Linked DNA regions of Homo sapiens: region 1 is linked to region 2. A link is a loop called in an ENCODE intact Hi-C map of the cell type or tissue named here. Cell type or tissue: HepG2. All regions are shown on one strand. Region 1 overlaps C11orf24 (chromosome 11 open reading frame 24). Region 2 holds the start of LRP5 (LDL receptor related protein 5).

Region 1 (8,000 bases), 57 kb before region 2:
TGGATCTTTCAGATGCTGAGTTGGGGGGTCTCCCAGAGATTCAGGAGAAAGGCCAGAGGCTGGGGTGGAGTCTTCCTTCTTCATGCATTTCCACGTATAGGGCCCCCGGAATCTCATGTGCTGGGCCTACCCGCCTGGCGCCACTCCGTGGTTCTCTCTGCTCACCTGACGTCTTCGTGCCTGCTGCCCTCCTGCTGTGTCCTGTCCAAGCGGGCATCTCTACAGTCAGCAAAGCGGGACCAGGCCCCTGCCGTGGGCCCTGGCTCATAAAAGACAGTGAGTTTTTCACTCTGAAGTCCAGATTGCCCAGCGGGGCTCATCTTGTGCTTCAAGTACATTCAGCGTGTGCCCGGAGCACGCAGCACTGGTGAAGTTGGGGTTCAGGAGTCAGGTGGACTGGGCCCACCCCTTACCTTGTGTGTGACCTTGGGCAAGTCACCTACCTCCCCTGTTGTCTATTTCCTCATCTGAAAGTGGGCTTAGAAATGGTTCCCGCCACGTGGGGAGGCGGTGAAGCACTCTACCAGTCCTGTGGGGACCTTCCCTGTGCTTCAGACTCACGGCCAGTGTCTGCCTGGCATCCAATAGGCATCTCTGCCTTCACAACCCACAGCAGGACTCTTGATTTCTGGGCCACCTTCTCTCCAAATCCTTCTGTACCCCCTTATCAAGAGACAGTATAGGCCGGGCACAGTGGCTCACACCTGTAATCCCAGCACTTTGGGAGGCTGAGGCGGGCAGATCACTTGTGGTCGGGAGTTTGAGGCCAGCCTGGCCAACATGGTGAAACCCTGTCTCTACTAAAAATACAAAAATTAAGGGGGCATGGTGGCAGGCGCCTGTGGTCTCAGCTACTCTGGAGGCTGAGGCAGGAGAATTGCTTGATCCCAGGAGGCAGAGGTTGCAGTGAGCCAAGATTATGACACTGCATTCTAGCCTGGGTGACAAAGTGAGACTCTGTCTCAAACAAACAAAAAAAAGAGGCAGTATGGTCTAGTGGTAAAAGCATAGAAGCTGGGGTCACCTACCAGCAATGTGACATGTGTAACGGTGGGCAGGTTCATGAATTCCCCAGGCCTTAGTTTCCCCTCTAAACGGGGGGCTGATGATGATGACATACTATCTCGCAGGGCTGTGGTGAGGATGAAATGAATTCACGTGTGAAGCACTGGGAATAAAGGTTCACCCTTTCCCTCCCCCCGAGAAACGATCCCTCCACCATTCCACCTTCTCAAACCAAAAATGCAGGGGTCACCCCGGCTCCTGCCGTGGGCACGTGGATCGTACATAAGGAAGCAGTGCACGTTCTGCTGACTCAGCCTCCAAAGTGGCCCCTAGGGTCCTCGGTTTCTGTCCATCTGTGTGAACACACCCTGGTCCAAGCCAGCCTCCTCACTCCGCGGATGACCGAGCCAGCCAGGCCTCTCTATCTGCAGCCAAAGTGATCGTGTACTTATGAGATAGAAGTTGAAACTCTTCCTCCCCTCCTCCCTCCCTTCCATTCACTTTTTCTTTTAACTTTTGGGTTTTTTGAGACGGAGTCTCACTCTATCACCCAGGCTGGAGTGCGGTGGCGCAATCTCGGCTCACTGCAACCTCCACCTCCTGGGTTCAAGAAATTCTCCTGCCTCAGCCTCCTGAGTAGCTGGGATTACAGGCACCTACCTGCCACCACACCCAGCTAATTTTTGGATTTTTAGTAGAGATGGGGTTTTGCCATGTTGGCCAGGCTGGTCTCAAACTCCTGACCTCAAATGATCCACTCAACTCGGCCTCCCAAAGTGCTGGGATGACAGGCATGAGCCACCAAGCCTGGCCTCTTTTAACTTTTGATGATGGAAATTTCTAAACACACACAAACATGGAGAGAGTGGGAAACAGACCCCCCACTTCCATGAAGCCATCAGCCATGCTGGATGGATGGCAGCCACATGTGTCTTGTGGCACGATTCTCTTGCCCCCTTCTCCTGATGTGGAAGCATTTTAAAGCACACCTCAGACAGCCTATGACTTCAGCCTCAAGCAACAGAGTCATCTTTTAAACTCTGAACTGGATAACGTGACTCCCTGTGCATTCCTGGGCTCTCCCGCTCCTCCCCCGCCGCTGTCCCCTGGGACCGGCCTGTCTCTTTCACTCTCCCCAGGGCCCTTCTCTCCTCACACTTGTGGCCTTGGATCTGTCCTGGGGGCTCCGCATTGCTGGCCTCTCTGCCTGGATCCCGCATCTCCCTGATTTTTCATCTGTGTTTTTACTGCAAATGTTTGGATTTTGTTTCCTGCTCACAGCAGGAGGCCATCGGGGATTGCTGTGCAGGGGAGTATTAGGAGCTGAGTTGTGTTTTTAAAATATCCTCCGGCTGCTGTGTGGAGGATGAGTAGGGCTGGGGCGGGGAGCAGGAAGACCATCACAGAGAATTCAACGTAGTCGAACGTAGTCCATATTCTAAAAAGTATCGGCTTGTGTCAGCCACTGCGCTGGATCTTGAAGCAAAGCTGTAGATACGGAAATTGTGGCTGAGTATGGTCGTGGTTTGTCCCAACTGACCCAGCTGGTGGGTTTTGGGACCGAGGCCCGGGGGGCTGCCTGTGAGTTCATTGCATTCTCCCTGAACTCGTGGATTCCTTCTGGTGGGAGACAGTTACAGGCGCAAATGACCTAATACCACCTAGAACAATCCATCCCATAGTGGAAGCCGAGCCCCCCTGGCCTGGAACAATCGAAGAGGGCCAGAGTTCTCTGGTGTGGGGTAACGGCAAGACTCCCTGCTGTCAGGGGAGCGGGCTAAGGGGTTTCCACCTGCAAACATGGAATGGTAGGCGCAGGGGGCCGGAGGGTGGGATGGTGTCTCTAGCCAAGGCCAGCACCAGGGCTGGTGAAATAGGCTGGGAGGGGCAGGACGTGGTGGCTCACACCTGTAATCCCAGCACTTTGGGAGGCCGAGGCAGGAGGATCACCTTGAGGTCAGGAGTTCCAGACCGGTCCGGCCAACATGGTGAAACCCCGTCTCTAGTAAAATACAAAAACTTAGCTGGGCGTAGTGGCAGGCGCCTATAATGCCAGCTACTCAGGAGGCTGAGAATCGCTTAAACCCGGGAGGCAGAGGCTGCAGTGAGCCAAGATGCACTCCAGCCTGGGCAACAAGAATGAAACTCTGTCTCAAAAAAACAAAAAACAAGAAGGCTAGGAGGGAGCCTTGCCCGCCAGGGGGAGCCCTTGGACTTCCTCTACCAAGAGATGCGGCCCTGCTCCTAGAGAAACTGGCTGGCTCGAGGCCATGCCCTGTCGAGCTCGAGGCCATGCCCTGCCGGGGCTCTCAAGGCTTTGGAGGAGCCTCTGCTCCCTACGGCCGTGGTGTGCTCAGCCACGCCCAACATTTGCAGACAGATCCGGTGTGAATGCTCAGCTCTCACGGCTTTGGAGGAGCCTCTGCTCCCTGTGGCCATCGTGTGCTCCTGAGCCACGCCCAACATTTGCAGACAGATCCAGTGTGAATGCTGTGCTGCCATTTGCTTGGTGGATGACCTCGGCCAAGCAACCTGGCCTTTCTGTGCCTTGGTTTCCTCACTGTGAAGGGACGAGAGCTCCTTTTGGGGCCAAGCCCCGAATTGGACTCTCACTTCTGTTTGGCCTTCTGGCACCTTCTGTGTGGACTCTCACCCATCAGTTAGGGACTTTGTACCTCCTGTGTGTCAGTGCTGTGCTAGGCCCCGGATGAGCCACTGCCCCTGCCGCAGGAACAGAAAGCCTGAGGGGGGCTCTGAGCTCTCTGAGCTCCCCAGGGTGGAGGAGGCACCTTCTCTGAGCCCACCCCTCACCTTCATTGTGTTCCTCACAAGGCAGGTCTCACCCACCGCACCGGGGGCTCCTGGGCCACGTCATCTCTGAATCCCCATTGGGCTGGCAAACAGTAGGTGCTCACTAGGCACCTGATAAAGTGAGTTGAATGGGACTTTGTGTAGGCCAGGATGGCACCTGGCTTATCTTGCAGTCTCGTGTCCTCCAAGGCAGGGAGAAGAAAGCCCGGAGCCCCTGGATTTGGACAGGTCTGCGACGGGGGCGCCTTGAGCTCTGTTTGGCTGGGACTCACCACAGGGGGCTGCATTGGGCCTGTAGTGCTGGGCAGAGGAGCTTGGGGCTTTCGGCAGGGACGGGTGTGGTTAGATTTGTGTTTTGACGGGTCCCTTGCCGCAGGGTGGAGAACGGATGAGCCAGGCTGTCTGGGAGCAGAGTGGGCAGGCAGTTGGTGGTGGGCCCAAGGCCGGGCAGCAGCTGGGGTCAGGACAGGGGAAGCGGCCGGAGTACTGAAACCTTTAGGATGGCCAGTTGGACTCAGGGGGAAGCACAGGTTTCTAAATCTGTTAGCCCACGTGGGGATGCCATTAGGTACAGGGAGGACCCCTGGGGCCAAACACACTCCTGGGGGCCGATGCTGAGGTTGGCCTTGGATGCTGAGTTTGAGGCACCTGTGGTCCAGGAGGAACGCCATCCAAGAGAGAACAATGGCAGGGGGTTTGGAATAGGACCCCCAAGGATGGAGGGGGAGAGTGTGACCAATGCTCTCAGAGGATAAAAGAATTCGGAGACTGGGTGCGATGGCTCATGCCTGGAATCCCAGTGGAGGCCGAGGAGGGTGGTTCACTTGAGATCAGGAGTTTGAGAGCAGCCTGGCCAACATGGCAAAATCCCATCTCTACTAAAAATACAAAAATTAGCCAGGCATGGTGGCATGCACCTGTAATCCCAGCTACTCGGGAGGCTGAAGCAGGAGAATCGTTTGAACCCAGGAGGTAGAGGCTGCACTCAGCCGAGATCGTGTCACTGCACTCCAGCCTGGGTGACAGAGTGAGATTCTGTCAAAAAAAAATTGGGGGCCCTGGCTGGGGCAGGGGGACTGACTGGCTGACTCTGCAGATCCCTGTGGCCCACTCCCTGGATGTAGGGGTGCCAGGCAGAGGCCGTTAGTCACAAGCTGAAGGCCAGCACTGCAGGTTACTCTTCATCCTACCTCCCCAGAAAGGAACGAGGTGCCCACAGTCTATGAGAACACCCCCCAAGCCACAGCTCACACAGGCCCAGGGTTCTGGCTCTCCCAGGGGAGGCTCAATGAGCCAGGGTGGAGAGCTGACCCTTAGCAGGCTGGTCCTCGCCTGGGCCACTGGGGTGAAGTCAGGCAGAGGAAAGGGCATCCTCCACAGCTCCGATTGTCTACCCATGGTGGGCAGAGCTGCCCATTCCGGGCAGACGGTGTCTTGTCAGATTCAAGGACAATGCTGCGAGCTGGCCTAGAGCTCAAGATGGCAAGGGAGACAAGCCAGGGGCTGGAACCAACCACCTTCCCAGCCAGCGCCAGTGCCTGTAGTTAAGCATGCAGATGCGACTCCGATGTGTGATGGCCAGGAAAGGAGACAGTCAGGCACAAGCTCTGTGGAGTGTGGCTGTCAGTCCAGAAGGCCTGACTCAGGCAGTGAAGGCTGGGAGAGGGGAAGGGGCCAGCAGGACGTGACAATGAGAAAGAAAAGGCTGGGGAAGCCGGGGTGCAGTGAGGGAGAAGACAGGAGGAGAGGACTGGGGGGCAGCTTCTGACCCATTCTCCCCACTCCATATTTTCCCAGCCTCGGCTTTGAAGTTACTTCAAATGGTTTGGGAGTTACCGTCTTAGCCTTTTATCCCAGGCCCTTTGACATCCTTTTTGGAGATGAACTTAAATAAGAAGCTGGCCACCCAAACCTAGCCCAGGGAGATCTTGGTGAGTGGGAGACAGGAGATTCCGGACAAAGATCAGCTCTGCCTCAGCGCCAGGTGGTTGAGAAGCCACAGCCAACTCCACAACCACTTTTGGGTGGGGCCCCATGCTGCCATGTTTACAGCAGATGCTGCTCTGTCTCTCCCCATTTCCCAGAGGAAGAAGCCGAGCTCCAGAACACTCTATAGCTTGCTCCAGGTCTCAGCAGCCGCAGACCTGGCCTGAGAACATGGCCTTACAAGATGCCCTGGCCACGTGTGGCCCATCAGCTCTTGCTGCCTTGGGCAGGTGGGCAGATGAAGGACCAAAGGCCAAGCTCAGGCTGGGCAGGTGGCAAAGGAACCTAGTTAAACAAACAGCTGGGACTCTAGGACCAGGGCTCAATCCTGACTCTGGGCCTCCAGGAGTGACTTTGCTCTGTGCCTCAGTGGTCCCGTCTTCAAAATGGAGATTGTGATGCTGATCTCCTGGGGCTGAGGCAATGCAGCAGGTCACACATGTGCAGCAGGTTACACACACACAGTGGGTTGCACTCACGCAGCAAGTTACACACGCACAGCACATTACACACGCACAGATCACACACACGCAGCGGGTCACACACAGGTTACACACAGTAGGTTACACTCACACAGCAGGTCATACACAGCAGGTTACACTCACACAGCAAGTCACATTCACACAGCACAGGGACAGGGCAGGCATGTAACAAGCACAGAGCAAGTGCTGGCTGGATGTTCAGGATGGGAGCCTGGAATCCAGGGGAACTGGCCTAAGGAGCAGGCTCCGGGGTCGAATCCCAGGACTGGCCCTGGGGTCCTGGGTTACCTGGAGCAAGGGACTTGCACTATTCAGGACTAGCAATAGTGACCCCACCTCATGAGCAGGGCAGGATCAGATTCTGTTCTGCGCAGGTTCAGGCCGAGCTGGCCACACCACGGGGGTGATGTGTTGAATTTAGCTCCTTCACCCCTAAGGCTGGCTCCAGGAGGTTCATCGAACAGGTCAGAAAAAGGATTAAAGATGCTGGCTGTGGCCTCCTCTGGGGCCCAGGAGCCTCCCAGCAAGCACCAGGGCGGGCGTGGGTACCAGGGAGAAACCCAAGTCAGTGGCAACGACACAGTCAACCTCCAGGGTGCGGAGTGATGGTGCACATTCACAGAACAAAACCCTGCCACGTGCACGGCAGAAAGCAAGGCTCCCCAAGGAGCAGGATGCACCCACACGATTGTGGCGAGCAGTCAGTACTTTAATTCAGGTCAGGCTCCGACACCTGGGGAGACGGGGTCCTGCCCGCCCCACCCTGAGGTGGAACCCCCAGCTGCTCCTGGGCACAGAATCATTTACAAAAATAAATATGAAAAAAGCAGCAACTCTTTAGTGATCATGGAATTAATCTGACAGCAATTAAATGTGTTTAAGCATCTGGCATATCTCCTCAATTGCACCAAAAGAATTTGGAAGCACTTGGTTTGGTCTCAAAGGCAAAAGGAAAGGACGAGGAAGGGGCCAGGCCTCCCGCCAGGCCCCCGCCCCCCTCACATTTCTGAGTCCGCATACATCCCGTTGATTAAGTAGTCCACCTGGGTGTAGTCCTTCTTCTTGTAGCTCTCATAGGCCTGCAGGGCAAACAAAACCAAGACTGTGATGAAAAGGGTCACCCCGAGTAACAGCACCACCAGAAGGAGAGTTTTGTCTACCACGGCCTGGGTGAGGGGCTCAGTGGTGACCACCATGTACTGGCCTTGGGTGCTGGGCTGGCACGAGTCCGTGGCTGGCATCTTAGTGCCCCCTGAGCTCCTGGGTGTTGGCCCAGTGGAATCAGTACCTGGTGTGGCTTCAGTCTCTACCTGCTCCGGTGCCTGGGATGTGCCTGGCCCAGCGGCCCTCTGGGTATATGGCATGGGGCTTGGCTGTGTCGTGGGGGACATGGCCTCCATCTCAGGGATTGGGCTGGTGTGAGGTACTGGCACTGGGCTGGCAGTTGGCTCCCTGGCTTGTGCCTTGGTGGTGGTCACCACTGTGGGGGTGGGGGCGGGCTCTGGGGTTGTGTTTGAGGGCATGGGTGTGGATTTATTTGTTGTGTTAACCACAGGCTGGTCCACTGACACCTGGCTAATGGGACCTTGTGCTTGGGGACGCATAGGGGGTACAGGGCTTGCCGCGGTGTCACTGGGCATGTGCTTGGAAGGACTTGGACGAGTGCTCATGGGGCTGCTTGTGTTTGCTGTGGTCGCTACAGTCTGAGCACGTGTG
Region 2 (8,000 bases):
TCCAGCTCATGGCCTGATGTGGTTCCTCCCCCGAATCCAGCGACCAGGCTGCCCTCTGCCCCAGCGCCTCCTCCGTGGATGTCTGCTCTTCCTGAACTGCCCTCCCACCGGACGGCTGCTCCTTGGTAGCAGCTCAAGTGTCCTTCCTTCCCTAAGCCAGTTTCCCCAAACACTGCAGCACAACGCCCTTCATTTCTCATGGCATTCTTCATGGCCTGTCAATGGGGCTTTTGTTGTTTTAATTTTCCGTCTTCTTGTTTTTGTTGGTCTTCCTAGAATATAAACCCCATGAGGGCAGAGGCGTTCAGCCTGACTCCAGCCTGGCAAAGCTGTCACAAATCTGGAGGAACACACACGTTCACGGGCACTCAGTTCTGTGAGGTACTGCAAGCCCTCTCTGAACCTGCAAGGTGGCCATTGCTGTCCCCACTTTACAAAGGAGGAAAGAGTGCGCGGAGAGGTTCTACTTAGACCCGCCAAGGGCACAGTCGTTCTAGAAAGTAGCAGACTGGGAGTTCCAACTTGGGCTTGCTGGTTCCAGAGCCCCTTCTGTGCCCCTTCCAGGCTGTGCCTGGGTGAGATTCTTCTCCTACCAGCACGTCTTCTTCCTGGAGGGTTCAGTGGCTGAGCTGACACCGGTGGGCAAGAGGCCCTGGCGGGCTTGTTGAAGGACTCAAAGGTGGCGTCTGGGAGCCTGGCGGGACTTTCTCCCTGTCAGCCTAGAGGCACTTTTAGAGGAGTGTGTCTGTTTCGCAGTCTTCGTGTCTCATAATTCATAACTAAGGTAGAGGGTACACATTTAGTTTACAGTAAAACCTCAAACCCACCTCCACTCCCAGCCGGCCACTTCTCTCCCTGTTCCCTTCTCTGCCCTCCACAGGTGAGAACAAGTGTCCGGGGCCGCCCCGTGGGGCCCCAGGCTGCCCGCCCTGAAACTGCCTCGCTGTGTGCCCTTGGGCAACCCCGCCCTGCTCCGTGCCTCAGTTTCCCCACTCATAGAGGCTCCACAGGTGACACACCTGGCTCCGGGCCCCGATCGGCCGCCGGGCCCCGCGGGGCGGAAACCCCGCGCCAAGCCTCCCGGAGGCACCTCCAGGGCAGGGCGGGGAGCGCGGGGAGGGGCCGCGGGGACCTGCGCCGCTGGGGCCGCCTGGCCGCCGGCCGGCTCCGGGGGGCGCCCGCGGGAGGGCGCGGCCGGTGCGGGGGGCGCGGGTGGCGGCGGCGGGGGGCGGAGACGCGGCGCGGCTTCCGCTCCCGCGCGCCCAGCTCCCTCCTCCCCGTCGTCCTGGTCCGCGGCGCCCGAGGGGGGAGGCGGAGGCGCCGGGAGCCGCGCGAGGAGCCGCCGCCGCCGCGCCATGGAGCCCGAGTGAGCGCGGCGCGGGCCCGTCCGGCCGCCGGACAACATGGAGGCAGCGCCGCCCGGGCCGCCGTGGCCGCTGCTGCTGCTGCTGCTGCTGCTGCTGGCGCTGTGCGGCTGCCCGGCCCCCGCCGCGGGTAGGTGGGCGCAGGCCGGCCGGGGGCCGCGGGTTGCTCGGACAATGGCCCGGGCGGCCCCGCGGCCAAGTGCGCGGGCGCCGCCGCCGTCTCGGAAGCGACTTGGCGAGTTGGGAGCGAGTTGGGGCGCGCGCCCGGGATCCCCCTGCCGTCCCCGGCGTCCCCGCCACGCGCGGGCCCTTTGTCTCCCCACCCGGGCCCTCCCCGGGGACGCTGCGTCCCGGGCTGGCGAGGAGGGCGCCCGCTCCGCCAGGTGCGGCGCGGGCGGGTCCTCACCTGCCCGAGCCCGCGGGAAGCCGGGAGCCGAGCCGAGCCCGCGCTGGGCCCGTGTGGCCCGGGCCGGGCACCGAGCGGGGACTTGGGGCGCGGAGGCGGGCCTGGCCCGGGGAGCCGGTTCGCAAGCCTGTTTCCAGCGGCCGCGCGGCCGCCCCGCGTGCTCCGAGGACGGGCTGAAGTTGCAGCGAGAAAGTTCTGAGCCCGGGCGCGGGGCGGCCTGGCCGGTGGCGCTGCTCCTGTGAGCCGCGTGGCTGTGGGTTTCCAAGCGGACTGACACCTGCCAGGTGCCCGGGCGACCCGAATGCCCCGTGTGGCCGCCGGGTCCCCAGATAGTGTCCATCCCCGGGTCGGCTACGCGGAGGTGACGTGGTCCCAGATCGCGGGGCAGTGGGGGAGGCAGGCTTGTGCCTCAGTTGTACACTCCCGTGGGGAGAGGTAGGGCGGGGGAACTTTCTCTCCAACTTTTGGTGTTTCCCAGGGGGTGGAGTTGAGGTCAGGAGGACTCAGGAAACTTAAGCAGTCGTGAAACGCTACACATGTTCTTTTAATTTGGAGATTGCCATGTGGTTTTTCAAGCAAGCCTCTTGCTACCTAAATCATTCTCTTCGGATGTGCGTGTTTTGTTTTTCTGGAGTATGGCTGGCCAAGTGGCACGGCCGCAAGTGCCTGTGCACGCCGCGGCTCCTGTTCTGTTTGTGGCAGTTTAGCGGGGAGGACCTCGGGCCCCTTTGTCTGGGCCTCCTTAAGGCAAACAGCTGTCTCCCTGAATATTTCCAGTGTGAATGGTGCAGCGGGGTGGCCCTGTAGTCAGATCCCCCAGGCTGCAGCCTCTGCTTGGAGGTGTGGGGGACAGCGGGGAACAGGAGGAGCTTGGAGTTTGTTTCACGTCCTCCTGCCTCTGACCCAAGCCTAGAGATTCTATGGACAGTTTCACCCCAAATCTGCCTCTTTCAGGAGCGTGTTTACATTGTGGGGCCTTGTCTGGAGCTAGCAAAACAAGGTGAAGACAAAACAGCGACAGTATCTGGGGAGTACAGGCCAGCGCCGCTCCTTTTTCCGGAAATGCCTGGGTCAAGGAGGCAAAAGGGGTTTTGGGGAAACTGTTTGTTTTAAAGGGGGGGTTTCTAGGCCGACCGCGTTGCCTTTCACCTCATTGCAGTTTTGGGTTTTGTGCACGTTTTGGGGTGATGTTGCTGGAGTCAAATGCCTGTCGTCCATGTGGTTCGAGCCCCTGAGGAGAAAGAATTATAGCTGTAGAGTTCAGTTGTGTGTGAGGCAAAAATAGAGTTGATTATTTTAACATTAGGCAGCAAGGCCTGGGAGCCCCAGTGAATGTGGTGATCCAGGCCTAAAATGGAAGGAAAGGGAGGAATCTTTCTGCAGAACGGTTTTGATGTTATATCCCTGGTTTTACTGTGTGAAATACATGCCTCGGACCTCAGCGAAGCCAGTAAGTGGGCCGCTAATTATTTTTCCTGATTGCTTCCTGTTGCAATTGGAAGCTGTGAACGCACGGAAATGGCTTTGTTCTAGTGGTCCCAGTGCTGAGAACTTCCCCAGCTCCCAAGCCCTAGTCCTCTCTCCTCGGGGCCCAAGTGCTTGTTCCAGGGCCGGCCTGTCCAGGCACCCCCTCTCCCCCTGGAGGTTCCTCCTGTAGATGCCCAAGGCCAAGGCCGGGCCCTCTGGGAGAGCCCAGAAGGGCTGAGTGGGGTTAACCAAGTGCTGTGTGGAGCACCCTGAGAGAGTCCCCTCCAAAGCAGGGCCCCGTGTGTTTAGCTCCCCTCTTCAGTTCCAAGAAATTCGCCGGTGAACCCGATCCAGCATTTGTTCAGCACTTTCCTGGGGAGATTCACCTCGTGCTTCCTGTCGTTTTTGGAACCCGTTTAATTTCAGCCGTGCTGTGTCACTGCTCAGGCATTTAGTAGAACTCACACACACGGGTGGGGGATGTAGGCAGGTGAGGCCTCTGAGTTGCTTTCTCCCTTGCAGCGACGGGTTGCAGGGCTGATGGGGGTGGAGGGGTTTGGGGTCAGACCCACCTGGGTTTACATGCTCAGTGGCTGTTTGACTTCGGGCACCATACCTAGTTTCTGTTATCTCACCCCGTTCCTCTCCCAGGCTATGGGGAGCCCTAACTGCCCTGTGTGAGACCTTTAGCCCCATCCCTGGCAGAGCTGCAGTGAGCGCAGTTGTGTGTCAGCGTCCTCGATCTTTCTGGCCCCAGCCGGTCTAGAGGCTGTTATTACAATAGTCTGGATTTTTCCTGTATGACCTTGGACATCCAGTCCACTGACAAACTCACTCACTCACCGCTGCAGCCCTCGGGGGCAGGAGTAGTTAGTTAGCACTGTGGACAGAGCCCCTGCGCCCAGGGTCTGATTCCAGCCTGGCCGCTTCCTGTGCTGGGAGGCTTAGGAAGCTGATGCTACCTTTGTGTGCCTCAGTTTTCTCACCTGTAAAATGGGAATAGAATCCTTCCTACCATGAATTCAGTGAGTTAACGTGCACCTGGCCCGGTATAATGCTGTTGCTGTTTTGCTTTGGTGTCTGCTACCGAGTGAAGTGCTAGGGTTGAGTGCGATAGAATGGCAGATAAGGCCCCGCCCCTGCGGGCAGAGCTTCCCATGTAGAGGGGAGGACAGGGAAAGAAGCTTTGCAGCTATGCAGAGGTGGGCCCACGGGTGCTCCTTCACCCTCGGGGTGTCCTGCGAGAGGCCCTTAGAGGCCAGATCATGCTGTGGAGTCTGGTTGTGATCCACAAGGCAGCGGAAGCTTCTGGAAGGCTTTAGGCAGGAGTTACAGGAAATGCAAGCTAAAGCCAGATCTTTCCTAGGTGAAAGGTGTCGAGTTGTTTTTTTTTTAAATTGAGGTGAAACTTATATAATATAAAATATTAAAGTATAGAAGGCAGGCATTTGGTACATTCACAGTGTTTACAACCCTCTCTTCTATCAAGTTATAAGAGATTTCCATCACCCCAAAATAAAACCCATACCCATTACACGGTGACTTCCCGTTCCCTCTCCCCGGATCCCCTGGTGAACACCAGTCGACTTTCTGCCTCTGTGGTTCTGCCTGTTCTGGGCATTTTGCATGAAGGGAATCTTACAATGCGTCTTCGTGGCTGACTTCCTTGGTTACTGTAACGTTTTCAGGAGTCATCCAAGTAGTACCACGTATGGGTGTTTCAGCCTTTTATTTTTTTTTTGAAATGGAGTCTTGCTCTGTTGCCCAGGTTGGAGTGCGGTGGTGCGATCTTGGCTCACTGCAACTTCTGCCTCCTGGGTTTAAGTGATTCTCCTGCCTCAGGCTCCCAAGTAGCTTGCATTACAGGTGCCCGCCACCACGCCCAGCTAATTTTTGTATTTTTAGTAGAGACGGGATTTCACCATGTTGGCCAGGCTGGTCTTGAACTCCTGACCTCAAGTGAGCTGCCGGCCTCGGCCTCCCAAAGTGCTGGGATTACAGGTGTGAGCCATCACGCCCGGCCTATTTCAGCCCTTTTTGTGGCTGAATAATATTCCATTGTGTGGAGGGACCACATTATATTTGTCAGTTCATCCGCTGATTGGATTGATCTTGGTTGGTTGCATCTCCCAGCCGGCACGAGCAGGTCTCATGCCTCCTGCATCCTGGTGGAGGTGGCTGGTGGGAGGATCTGGCCTGAGACTCTCCTGCCGAGGTTCAGGAACGAGCCAGGTGATGGGGACAAGTTGGGGAGTCAGTGCTGGCATCTCAGAGGAGGGGCCTGGGCCCTGAGAGGAGTGCTGGGAGGGCAGAGTGAGGGCCAAGTTCAGGTTACAGAAGCCGTGAGACAGCCGGACATCTGTGGTTTGTGAGGCTTTGGAAACACTTAATGCGCTCTCCAAATGGGGAGTCTGTTGGGGAGGCCCTGGCGGGAGCCGGGGCTACATCCAGGTCCTCGGCTTGGTGGCCTTGTTCACTTATTTGTTCAGGAAGCAGCAGGGTGTGGGCTCTGTGCCAGGCCGCCCTGGAGGGCTGTCCTGGGGCCAGTGAGGTCCAAGTGTGATGGGCGGAGGCAGCTGTGGCTTGCTACGAGCCGGCCTCAGGGACCCACCGGCTGGCTCCGGCTGCTCTCTGCATTCTCTTCAGCTCTGGAGAGCCGTGTGCCAGCCCTCAGCCTCAGTTTCCTCATCTGCAAAATCGGGACGATGGTGTCCACCTTGCCCATGCTGGTGGGGTCCCAAGAGCTGGTGTCTGGGGTGAGGGAGCTGGGGGCCAAAAGCTCCTGCCCTGGGGCATCCAGCTGTCCTTTGAAGAGTACCCCGAGGGTGTGACTGAGAGCCAGTCCCCAGCACCCTTGTCCAGATGGGGACCAGGAGGTGGGTGAAGATATTTGGGGTCTGAGCTCTGTGCTGGTTGCCCCCGAGGGGGCCTGGAGCCCTGAGTTAGGAGCAGAACGGGGTGCTGGTCCTATCCGTTCCCTACCTGGGTAGTGGGGGCTGCCTTCCTGGGTTGGGGGTGGGGGGAGCTCCCTGTGTCCCTAAGCCATGCAGAGGCATGCGCATACGCGCTGCTCTTAGGCATGTGGGTGGCGCTCTGAGGTCCCTGCCCATTCCCCAGCCCCATGTGGTGGTCCCTGTGCTCCAGGTCCAGCCTCTGGTTTCCAGTTTGTCCTAGTTTGTCACCTTGTAGGGGGCAGTTGACACTTTGCTGGCCTGACTCGTGGTGTGCCAGAGCCCGTGGCTGCTGGGCGACTGTGCCTCTTTCTCTCAGTGGCAAGAGCCTTATTTTCTAATAGAGCCTGATGGGCCAGAGGTTCCGCCACAGGGACACTGTTCTCTGTCTCTCGTGCTTGGGGTCTCTTGCTGTGGACCCCCTGGGAGGTTGTCCTGGGGGTGCGGGGATTGTGTTTTCTGGGTATTTTCTTATTTGCTCTATTGGAGTGTATTTAATTTAATATATATATTTTAAACATCTTTTAGTTTGCCTTAATGTAATTTTTTTTGAGATTTAATTTTTTTTTTTTTGAGATGGAGTCTTGCTCTGTCGCCCAGGCTGGAGTGCAGCGGTGTGATCTCAGCTCACTGCAAGCTCCACCTCCCAGGGTCACGCCTTTCTCCTGCCTCAGCCTCCTGAGTAGCTGGAACTACAGGCACCCGCCACCACGCCCGGCTAATTTTTTGCATTTTTAGTAGAGACGGGGTTTCACCGTGTTAGCCAGGATGGTCTCCATCTCCTGATCCTCCCGCTCGGCTTCCCAAGGTGCTGGGATTACAGGCGTGAGCCACCACACCCGGCCTGCTTTTTTTTTTTTTTTTGAGTCTTGCTCTGTTGCTGAGGCTGGAGTGCAGTGATTCAGTCACCGCTTACTGCAGCCTCTACCTCCTGGGCTGAAGCAATCCTCTCACCTCAGCCCGCAAGTAGTTGGGACCTCAGGTGTGCACCACCACGCCCAGCTGATTTTGTTGTTTTTTGTAGAGACAGGGTTTCACTATGTTGCCCAGGCTGGTCTTGAACTCCTGGGCTCAAGCGATCCACCCACCTCAGCCTCCCAAAGTGCTGGGATTACAGACATGAGCCACTGCGCTGGGCCTTAATGTAGTTTTTCTTGTGGTTAAACTGAGGTGAAGGTTCACTCAAGGAGGAAAGTGGTTTTTAGCCTTTTGAGGGGCTCAAGGACCCCTTCAAGGATATGACAACGGCTCCTCTCCTGAGAAGGTGCCTGGTGGGGGCGGCACAGGCTCCACTCCACCCCATTGCAAGAATCCAGGGCCCTGCAGGGCTCAGAGCCCTCTCCCTGCCTCCCTGTGGGGCATTGAGAGGCACTCACCTTCTGAGGGCCTCAGTTTCCTTTTTTTGTAAAATAGAACCAGCTGATTCCAATCTCTATGGTCTCTTCTAGCACGGAGCTTCACGTTTTTTCTCCCTTCAGGATCCTGAGGCCTCTGGATCGCTAGAGATTGGGGGTGCCCCCAGAAGAGGCGCTGCTTCTGTGCCCTCCCTCACCCCACCGTGCCTGGCTCCTTGTTTTTTTTTTTTTTTTTTTTTTTGAGACAGGAGTCTCACTCACGCCCAGGATGGAGTGCGGTGGCACGATCTCGGCTCACTGTAACTTCTGCCACCCTGGTTCAAGCGATTCTTGTGCCTCAGTAGCTGGGACTACAGGCATCTGCCACCATGCCCAGCTAATTTTTGTATTTTTAGTAGAGACAGGGTTTTGCCACGTTGGCCAGGCTGGTCTCGAACTCCTGACCTCAAGTGATCTG

What was found. A loop is a pair of places that touch in the nucleus more often than their neighbours do. Peaks named below come from ENCODE experiments on the same cell type or tissue, not always from the same donor. Only the 100,000 strongest peaks of a DNase experiment are listed, where the experiment ranks them.
Region 1: a loop joins it to region 2, with 2.7 times the contacts of the local background. A loop is called at or near these places in 3 of 110 quality-filtered maps.

Annotation. Positions count from the first base shown.
Region 1 is chr11:68,254,363-68,262,362 of GRCh38, forward strand. It overlaps C11orf24 (chromosome 11 open reading frame 24), which reads right to left. Exons shown (of 4, transcript NM_022338.4): 4 at 6,976-8,000. The coding sequence ends at 7,283. Among named protein-coding and RNA genes, the nearest start is that of C11orf24, 14 kb to the right of the region's middle. In HepG2, a CTCF peak has its summit at 3,220 (motif pointing right); DNase peaks (open chromatin) are centred at 2,079 and 3,239; H3K4me3 peaks cover 690 bases.
Region 2 is chr11:68,311,312-68,319,311 of GRCh38, forward strand. It overlaps LRP5 (LDL receptor related protein 5), which reads left to right and starts at 1,280. Exons shown (of 23, transcript NM_002335.4): 1 at 1,280-1,494. The coding sequence starts at 1,404. It overlaps LOC124900302 (a long non-coding RNA gene), which reads left to right and starts at 2,138. Exons shown (of 2, transcript XR_007062749.1): 1 at 2,138-8,000. RefSeq lists silencers at 905-1,194, 1,215-1,414, 1,605-1,764, 1,775-1,844 and enhancers at 1,266-2,141, 2,142-3,016, 3,728-4,227, 5,296-5,963. In HepG2, a CTCF peak has its summit at 1,165 (motif pointing right); DNase peaks (open chromatin) are centred at 2,617, 4,040 and 5,720; H3K4me3 peaks cover 3,894 bases.